Regions from separate parts of the Homo sapiens genome. Here region 2 is linked to region 1. Evidence: read pairs that join two places in POLR2A ChIA-PET (ENCODE). Cell type or tissue: MCF 10A. All regions are shown on one strand. Each heading gives the region's core, and the rest is flanking DNA. Links, peaks and the distances in the headings are about the cores only.

Region 1 (5,390 bases), core at 122-5,121:
AAACATTTTACTGAGTTCATTGATGTGTGGTGAGGGAAGGGATGAGTTAAAAGAAAGCGACCTCCCCCCCATGCCAAACCACTCATTTAGAATAGTTTGTCTTAGAGCAGCTCTTTTCAAGTGACTGCTATTGGCAAACGTCAGTTAGCAAGCACAATCTGAAATTCATATGTGATTATCTAATCTAGCTCTCTTGTTGGAGAATAATAAAGTAATTGGAAAAAAATGGCTTGATTTGATATGAGACAATCAGAGATGATTGAAGTGATTTTATCTGAGGTATATATAGATGTTTTTCACATCCAGTATCCCCTTTCCTCTCCAGTTTCAATGATTTCCCCTTCATCAGTAAATTTAGTGCTTGATTGTTGTTCCATAAAAGAAAATGAAGTATATTATTCCACCTTTCCTTGAATGAAGGCGTTACTTGGTTTCTTGAATTTCTAGCTGTCTGCTATAGTAACTTAGGTAGTAAAAATCATGTGTGGTGTGTGTATTTGTGTATGTATGATGCACACACACAAAGACAGAAAAAGGGATAGAGAGAGACACCGAAACAACTGAAAGACAGGAGCATACAATTGTGTTGGAGCAGTGAAGGTGATTTCCATTTCTTCTGTAGGAGGGCTGGCTGCTGGCTTAGGTTTAAGTGGCTTGGGCCTTGCCTTGTCAGGTTAAAGAAGTAGCATCCTCATTTTCTTGCAATATGCAAACTGAAGATACCATGGATCTTTTCATTTAAAAAAAAAATCTGTTGGCCGGGCACGGTGGCTCTTGCCTGTAATCCCAGAGCTTTGGGAGGCCGAGGCGGGCGGATCACGAGGTCAGCAGTTCCAGACCAGCCTGGTCAACATGGTGAAACCCCATCTCTACTAAAAAAAAAATACAAAAATTAGCTGGGCATGGTGGCGGGCACCTGTAATCCCAACAACTCAGGAGGCTGAGGCGGGAGAATCGCTTGAAATCAGAAGGCAGAGGTTGCAGTGAGCCGAGATCGCACCACTGCACTCCAGCCTAGGTAACAAGAGAGAAACTCCATCTCAAAAAAAAAACCAAAAAATCTATCTACAGAATTCAGTTCTTGAACTCAGAGAACTTGTGTTTCTGCTCCTGTTTTGTAACATGCATCTGCTATGTTTTGAATGTGTCCCTCAAAGTTTGTGTATTGGAAACTTAATCCTCAGTGCAAGTGTTGTGAGGTGGGGCCTAATAAGAGATGATTAGGTCATGAGGGCTCTGCCCTTGTGAATGAATTAATGTCATTATCATGGGAGTGGTTTAGTTATCTTGAGAGTTGGTTTGTTATTAAAGTGAGTTTGGCCCCCTCTTGCTCTGTGGCTCTTGTTCTCCTTTGCTCTTCCACCTTCTCCCATGGGATGATGCAGCACGAAGTCCCTTGCCAAATGCTGATGCCATGCTCTTGGACTTCCCAGCTTCCTGAACCAAACCACGAGCCAAATAAATTTCTATTCATTATAAATTACCCTGTCTATGGTATTCTGTTATAGCAACACAAAACAGACTAAGCAAATGTCTTTTAATCCCCAAGTTTTCTCATTCTTGGAGGTATCTAGCAGTGTGCCATTAAATGTTTAGTAACTGGTACTCAAGAAATAAACAACGGAAACAACAAAACAAATAAACGGACTATGTAGCCTTTGCCAATTCTCATGGTATAAACGCTCACACTGTGGATGATTTCAAGCTACTAACATAATGTGACTGCTGAGCTGTGCAGAGATGCACAATTGGCTCTCATGAGTGGGTAGGATCTGGCTCCATCACACTGGGTGTAGCCAAAAGAACACTAAACAGAATTAAGAAGACTTGGGACAGTGTCTCATCTGTAAAATGTGCATAAAATAACAGCTCAGATTACCTCATGGGGATATGTAGTCACTTTCAAGTGGAAATACTAAAGAAAAACTGTAAAGAACTTTGAAAATATTTATACAAATATAAATATAATCATTACAATCCTTGGAGAGCCCCAAATTGCTCAATACCCAAAAGTTTTTTTAAAAAAATGACTTGGACTGCATTAGTTACTGCTTTTAAAAATGTGTTTTGCATCTTCTGGTCATAAAAGATTCAAACTATGTGAAAAGAGCCAACAGCCCATTTGACTTTAAGTTCAGAACAATGAACTCATCAGAGTTATTTTTACATGTACTGTAGTTTGGCCTAGAGCCACTGGTCACAAGAAAGCATGAGTGTGTTCTGGGCAGCATTTCTGCTTAAGCAGCTTCAAGACAACACCTCCAAGACAAGGAGATTCCCTTTGCAAATCTCCTTGAGGCCTTTTCACGGTTTACAGAATTTTAACTAATTAATGTTTAACTTGGTTTTGTAAACAATATTACACAAAGAGAAACCCTCTTAATAGAGACATACTCTCTAGAAGTGTCTTTTTAGAAGAGTGCTGTCCAATGAAATATACTGTGAGCCATACATGTAATTTTTTTTTTTTTAAGACAGTCTGGCTCTGTTGCCCAGGCTGGAGTGCGGTGGCACAATCTGGGCTCACTGCAACCTCTGCCCCCTGGGTTCAAGTGCTTCTCCTGCATCAGCCTCCCAAGTAGCTGGGATTACAGGTGTGTGCCAACACATTTTTGTATTTTTGGTAGAGACAGGGTTTCACCGTGTTGGCCAGGCTGGCCTCAAACTCCTGACCTCAGGTGATCCACCCGCCTTGGCCTCCCGAAGTGCGGGGATTACAGGCGTGAGCCAGTGTGCCCGGCCATGCATGTAATTTTATTTGTTTAATAGCCACATTAAAAGATGTAAAACAAATGGGTAAAATTAATTTTAATAATATCTTTCATTTAACCCAATATATCTAGAATATTTCATTTAACCCAATATATCTGGAATATTATTTCAACATGTAATCAGCAGCAGGCATCCCTTACCTGGCCACCCCCACCCTTTCCCTCAAACTGCCTTTGAAAAATCTCTACTAAAAATACAAAAAATTAGCCGGGCGTGGTGGCAGGCGCCTGTAGTCCCAGCTACTCGGGAGGCCGAGGCAGGAGAATGGCATGAACCCAGGAGGCGGAGCTTGCAGTGAGCTGAGATCGCGCCACGGCACTCCAGCCTGGGCGACAGAGCAAGACTCTGTCTCGAAAAAAAAAAAAAGAAGAAAAAAAGAAAAATCCCTAACCTACAAGCTTTGGAAAAGAATGATTTGAGTACTAACTCTGCATCCCACGTGGCGTGCCCAGCTTTGTGTCTATTAAACTCTCTACTACACGCCATGGTCTTTCTTATTGCAGTGGGTAAGAAGAACCCCTTGGGTAGTTCTTCTTCTACCCCTTGGGTAGAATAATCTCTTGATTCCAAGAAAACCCAATGTTTAAGGAAACTCTTTTATTCTGACTACAGGAGCTTTTGTTATGGGAATTGACTATGCAGGGAAAACTCTCTCTAACTTTTCCTTTTCCATTATCCATTAATTGGGTTGTCAGGGCAATCTAGATTGAGTGTGCCTATAATTTGTAGGATGACCAACCATTCTTATTTGCCCAGGACTGAGGGTTGTCCCAGTACATGGACTTCGGTGCTAAAACTGGGAGAGTCCCAAGCAACCTGGGACGAATTCATCACCGTAAATTTAGAGAAAATGTTTTAAGCACTCCTGGGAGCGCCTATGTGGTGTGTCCTTACAGCAAATATTTGGGTAACAATCTCAAGATTGCTTAAACTCTCCATGCCTCAGTTTCCTTCCTGGCCTCAGTTCCCATATTGGTAAATAAGGATCATAAATATAACCTATCTCATAGGGTTACTGTGAAGATTTGACGTATATTTAAGGTGTCTAGAGATATGTAAGTTGCTTTAAACAGACTTGGCAGATAGTGCTCAGTTGATGTTTATTATTAGATTTTTTATTTGTTTCTCGAGGTCAGGATGCACATCTGATATCTCGGCATCACCCCTTCCCCAAAATGCTTAATACGCTGCCATAAGTAGAATAAACACTCATCAAATATGGCTGAGCCCAGCAATCCCAGTTGTCCTGGCTCTGGTCTGGATGTGGAAGCCATTCTCTGAGGCCTCCCAAATATGGTCAATGTAGTGCCTCTCTGTTCAGAATAGGCACTGACTGCTTCAGGTCCTGGTTTCTGGCCTGTCTGGTATCCTGCTGTGAAATATGACATCATCGGATGGTGTCATCTCTGGCCAGAACCTGAGTATCATCTCGAATTATTTTCCCATGATTATCTTTGCAAAGCTGTTGGGTTCTGGCTTTTCCAAACAGCACAGCCAAGAAGAAGGCTTCAACGTGGGATTTAAGCTATATGGCATCAAGATTGGTTGCCTTCCCACTGCCAGTATCCTTCCGCTTTTTTGTTTCTAGCAGAACCTGCCTCCCATGCTGGAGACAGAGAATGCCAAAGACTCACTTTCCCAGCTTCCCCTGTGTCTAGAGCAGGTGACCCATTCGTGGCCAATGGGACCAAAGAGAATACCTGCTAAGGGATTCTGGGACAAAGTTCCTCCCTCCTTTTCTGATATTTGCTACTTGGAGCTGAGGGGGGCCATTGCAAGACCATGACAGAGGATCAAGAGAACTACAAAGAAGATGGAATTGGATGGAAAATAAAGAATGAATATGTGAGTCACTGCTGCTTTGAAGTCATTTAACTGCTGAATTAACCAAGTCTGGAACCTCCTGCCTCCAGACCTCTTATTATGTGAGATTTTTCAGTAGACCCCTGTTGTTTAAGTCATTTTTAGTTGGATATTTAGTTTCTGCCCTGGAAAATATTCTAACTGACACAAATGAGTTCTTTGATGGCCCTAGGAAGAATTAGTCCTTAATTAGTCATAATCCCATGTTCTTTCTTCAAGACCCCTGCTGCCAAAAGCCAAGGGTAATCTGTCACTTCTAGAACTTCTCTGGCCGGCCCCTGCAGACAGTATAGTTTGATGGTTATGAGCACAAATCCAGGAGTCAGATCTTGGCAAGTGTGAGCTTTGGCAAGTTACTTAAACTCTCAGTATCTTAATTTTCTTCATCTGTGATCTGGGAATGATGATAATAATGCATCTAACTTGTAGAGTTTTGTGTTAAATGAAGAAACACACAAAAAGTACTTGCCTGGCTCATAATATGCACCATAGGTGAGAGCTGTTTCGCTTATTTACTATTCATTTTATGTAACCTTGTGCTGTTATTGATTTACACACACACACACACACTTCTTCCATTGCTCTTTCATGTCTCAGTGGTTGTACTTATCATCCATAAAGAGAAATTCCATTTTCTAAAACAGCACATTTCTAGGAGCCAGGGAATATGCTTCTTCACTCACTAGCTGTGCCATGAGCACTTCACTTATTTTCTCAGTATTTAGGTTTCTTCATTTGATAAAGAAAGCTGGCCA
Region 2 (5,390 bases), core at 179-5,178, 74 kb after region 1:
CCCCTTTCTGACAGCTGTGCTCCAGCAGGTGGTGTGAGCCACCCTCATCACCTGCTGTCTGCACTGACACTTGATCACTTGAAGCTGTGCATTTGCTTCCATGTGCACATTTTGCCCTCCATCAGCTTGCCAGCCAGCAGTACTTTCTAAATCTGTGACATGCATGCCCAGCTTCCCAGGGCTGACCACAATCATCCCCACTTCAACACCCACAGATGGCTGTATTTCAGGGCTTCATTTGACCTGCCATTTGGCTTAAGAGAAAGTGTGTGGAGAAAAGTCCTGGACAAAGGATAGGAACAGGGCCAAATCAGAAAGCCTCTGAAGAGACTGGACAGCATTATTGTTTGAGAGAATGGACAGTCCTGATATCAGAGACTGACCCTACGGGAATCCCTAACAATTTCTTTTTCTAAATAACCTCGACTTAATGAACAGCAATTTTTCAGTTTTAAACTGTGTTTTGCTTTCTTTCATTTTGTTTTTTGACCGTCATACAGACTCTGATGACAGGTCAACTGACTATGGACCATGATGTGCATTACTGACAGAATTGAAATTGTTTGTAAAGGCATGTCCAGTAAATATGGTACTGCTGTAAGGAAAGAATAGAAAAGAAAGAGGTACAGAGAAAGAGAAAATTGTATTCCCTAAAAAACTACTATTAGCAGTAAGAGAGTGCAAAAGAAAGACAACTATACAAAAATCTATAGCTATATCATTAAACCAGCAGTGCCCAATAAGAAAATATAATGGAGCCTAGAGGAGAGGCCAATTCTTCATGCTCTCAACACATAGAATTTACTGGGTAAAGTATAACAAAATTACTTCTGAAATAATAGAGGAGCTCAAATATAAGTATGTGAAATCCACAGATACCAGAAAAAAAAGAAAAATCTCCAAGCCAATAAAAAATAGCACAAACGATATAAATAACAAGAAGAAACCCAAATAACGAGTAAAGATACGGACATCATTAGTAATCACAGAAATTCACATCAAAACAACAGTGAGAGTGTTTATAACCAACAGATTATAAAACAAACATTTTGATTTTTGACAATGTGAGCTAGAGGTGAGGATTCAGAAAAGAAAATGGAAACTCCCTTTGACTGCTCATGGAAGCAGTGCTTCCCAATTATTCATGGTGCAGAATCAGGTCCTTTTATTCTTTTTTTCTGATAAGAAATTATTATATAATTGGTCATACCCCATATCCAGCTCCAAATACAGCATATTTTTTTTCAACATCATATTTTAAAAATAACATTTTTTTTCATTTATCCCTCATATGTCTTCTAAGACACTACTCCTTAAATATTTTGATTTTCACAGTGAAAAGCTTTTGGCCTCACTTAACCCATATTGTCCAAATGAGCCCTTTCCACAATTTGTTTTAGCATTACTATTGTTATTTTAAAATAATCAGGTTTTCTTTTTCAGTCCGATGCTTTTGTAAAATATAAAATTCATGTTTGGATATCATAGAAATATCAAATTATGATAAACACTTCTAAACACTTACTCTTAATGTCTGTACTTATCACAGACCAATAAGTCATGGTTCATGGACCAGACTCTAAATTTTTATGGTCAAAGAATGAATTGAAAGTATGTTAAAATTAAGCTAAATTAAAAAAAAAGTTTACCTTATACTTCGACAACCTACTTCTAGAAATCTATCCTAAATATAAGTTGGTTTAAGACACAAGGAAACAAACTAGAAATATATATTAATAGGAGAAAAGATGATTATAGTCTAGCCATATGGTGGCATATATAGCTGCTAAAACGAATAAACAATATTTACATAAAATTGGAAAGAAGTTACAAAAATGGGCTCACATTATTCAAACATGCATATGTTTGAAAAGCATAGAACACACATCTAGAAATGCATGTATTTATGTGTACAAGTGTGCATAAACACAAACCCTAAATTGTTAGTGGTGCTTACCTTTGGTGATGGGATTGGTGGGAAATTTGCATGTGCTATTTTATAACAAGTAAGTATTTCTGTTTAGAATCTCTTTATTTTCTGTTTGGAATCTCTCAGTTTGTCAAAACCCTACTGACAAAATTGCTGCAATTTCCATTTATTCCTGAGTATGTGGTCAACAACAGACAGTAGCCTGTAAGGGAAACCCAAGTGTCTGCTCGAAGCTGGAACAGGAACCCCAGACTTCTAGGAGAGCAGATGTTTCTAAACACATGGCCACATCCAGAAAGAAGCAGTGCAGATCTTTTAGGGCCTCCCAAGAATCCAGCATAAGACACATTCTTTCAGGCCCTAATCAAGTTCCCTGCTGTGTGCCAGGAGCTGCAGAGACCAGACACAGAGTATCAGACATGTTAGAACAGGATGGGCTGTCTTCACAAGGAGCTTACCAGCTGCCTGGAGAATAATCCAGACAAAACACAAAGGAAGTCCTTTAATGAGCACCCACACTACAGGACAAAGAACCAAAATAGAAACAGGATCCCATAACATCAGAAAGAAAACAAAGATCCTTACTGCCATTGTATTAGTTAATATAATTCTAAAACAGATATAGGGACGTTGCTATTGGAAATGAGAAAACAAAAAGTATTATTAGAGATGATATAATTGCCTACTGAGAAACCCCAAGATAATTAAAAAGTGGCTATCTTTATGGGAGTTTAGTAAAATGACTGGTTAAAGATAAGTGAACAAAAGTAACCAGCTCTCCTGCTCTCCCTGAAGTAACTAACCAAGATATATGAGGTGTTGGGGAAACAACACTCCACCCTAAAATGTCTAGACATAATGTTAATTTTAAAACTGAATCTATGTGAGGAAAATTACAAACTGCAACTGAGAAAGTTACAAGAAAACATGAATATATGAATATAGAATAAGATGATTGGATGAATACAGAATAAGAAGACTGAATATTATGGAGGTAAATTTTTCCCAAATTAGCATATTGGTTTAACACACTCCAAGAGTAATTAATTGAGCTGCTCTGCTAGATATTAAAGCATAATATAAATTGTGAAAAATTACGTGAGAGGACCTTGGTTCAATACTTTTTATTTTTTTAGAGATGGGACCTCAGGACGGGTGCGGTGGGTGGCTCACGCCTGTAATCCCAGCACTTTGGGAGGCCGAGGCAAGCAGATCATTTGAGGTCAGGAGTCCGAGACCAGCCTGGCCAACATGGTGAAATCCCGTCTCTACTAAAAATATAAAAATTAGCCAGGCATGGTGGCGCACCTGTAATCCCAGCTACTCAGGAGGCTGAGACAGGAGAATCGCTTGAACCTGGGAGGTGGAAGTTGCAGTGAGCAGAGATCACGCCACTGCACTCCAGCCTGGGCAACAGAACGAGACTCAGGCTCAAAAAAAAAGAAAAAGAAAAAAGAAAAAAAGAGATGGGACCTGACTGTGTTGCTCAGTTTGGAGTATAGTGGCTATTCACAGGTCCAATCATAGTAGCACACTGCAGTCTCAAACTCCTGGGCTCAAGCAATCTTCCTGCCTCTTAATACTTCTTCTAGAAAGAGACACATTATTTCATTGTTCTACTTTTTTGTGTGTATGTATACACACACAAACACACACAGACACATTAAAAACTACGGAAATGAGATCATATACTGGCATGGAAATGGATATATATCATCAACGAAAACAAAGTGATTGTAAAAAAGAGTCCTGATATATGAGAAGATAACAGATAACAAAGGAAGACTCACAAACCAATGGGTTAAGAGATTATTCGTCAGAGTTGAAAATAATTGACTCGGGGGAAAGTGTTATATTCACATCTCACATCATGCAAAGAATAAAATGCAAATACTTTTAAGAATTAGGTATAAAACATAAAAGCAGGCTGGGTGCAGTGGCTCACGCCTGTAATCCCAGCACTTTGGGAGGCTGAGGCAGGCGGATCACCTGAGGTTGGGAGTTCGAGACCAGCCTGACCAACATGGAGAAACCCCGTCTCTACTAAAAATACAAAATTAGCCCGGTGTGGTGGCGCATGCCTGTAATCCCAGCTATTCTGGAGACTGAGACAGGAGAATCGCTTGAACCCGGGAGGTGGAGGGTGTGGTGAGCCAAGATCACGCCATTGCACTCCAGCCTGGGCAACAAGAGTGAAGCTACGTCTCAAAAAAAAAAAAAAAAATTAGGTATAAAACATAAAAGAAAAAAATAGCGGAGAAAATGTTGATAGGCATAGAAAATGTTTTAGAATAAAGTTCTCATTTACCACAGTTATATGACCTAAAAGATGCCTAAGAATAAATTTACACAAGGTATGCAAAACCTTTTATGGAGAAAAATACAAAACAGTACTGAAAGATGTGTAAGATGGCCTAAATATATGCAGAAATATAGCAGGTTCATGAAAGGAAAGACAAGATCGGGAAGATGATGCTTCTCAAACTAATCTATAAATGCAATGTAATTCAAATCAAAATCTAGAAAGGATTTTCTGTGGAAACTGATGAGCTGACCTTAACATTCATATAGATGAGAAAGAGACCATAATAGTTAAGACACATGAAACTTGCCCTACCAAATATCAAGACTTACTTTTTAAAATATAGTAATTTAGATAGCATGCTACTTGTGCAGAGTTGGACAAAACAGATCCAGGCATACACAGAGATTTGATGCGTGACAGAGAAGATCTTACAAATTAGTGGGGCAAGTATAAACTATTCAACAAACGAGTCTGGGAAATTAGTTATCCTTCTGAAAAGAAAATTAAGTCACTAGCTTATATCACACAAAGATAAATTCCAGACAAAGATTTAAATGTCAAAAGAAACCATGTAAACTTCTGGAAGAAAATAAAGGAGAAAATCTTTATAATCTTAAATCTTCCATAGACAAGCACAAGAAAACAAAACCCTTAATTAAGGAAAAAATAGACAAATATAACTACACTAAAATTACAAACTTAAATACAAGAAAAAAGCACCTTAAAATTAAAAGAAATTATAGACAGGAAGAAGATATTTGCAATGCATATAATCAACAAATGTTGGTATTTAAAATATGTAAAAAAATGTTTACAATTCAGCAAGAAAAAGACAAATACTCCAAATGGGCAAAATATATGAAAAAGCAAATTCACAGAAGAGGAAACTTGAATACCAAATGAATGGAATGTTGCTCTATTTCTCTAGTTTTTAGGAAATGCAAACTAAACAAGAATATGCCATTTCACAGCCAACAGATTTGCAAAATGAAGGAAAAGAAACTTTCATACATTGGTGGTATAAGTTGATAAATCATGCTGGAATGAAAGTTCTCACTCTACCTTTGTGAATCTTTAACCTAGAGAGGTTATCTGACATGTGCACAGTGAATCACACACCAGATTGGTTTTTGCAGCATGTTTGTAATGGTGAAA

What was found. ChIA-PET counts read pairs that join two places held together with the same protein. Peaks named below come from ENCODE experiments on the same cell type or tissue, not always from the same donor. Only the 100,000 strongest peaks of a DNase experiment are listed, where the experiment ranks them.
Region 2: POLR2A ChIA-PET joins it to region 1 with 5 read pairs; 1 of 35 experiments calls an interaction of 5 or more read pairs at or near these places.

What each region holds. Positions count from the first base shown.
Region 1 is chrX:13,429,368-13,434,757 of GRCh38, reverse strand. No RefSeq gene overlaps it. Among named protein-coding and RNA genes, the nearest start is that of LINC01203, 97 kb to the right of the region's middle. In MCF 10A, for the core only: no CTCF peak of the experiment used is centred there; a DNase peak (open chromatin) is centred at 2,187.
Region 2 is chrX:13,355,052-13,360,441 of GRCh38, reverse strand. No RefSeq gene overlaps it. Among named protein-coding and RNA genes, the nearest start is that of LINC01203, 23 kb to the right of the region's middle. In MCF 10A, for the core only: no CTCF peak of the experiment used is centred there; a DNase peak (open chromatin) is centred at 2,331.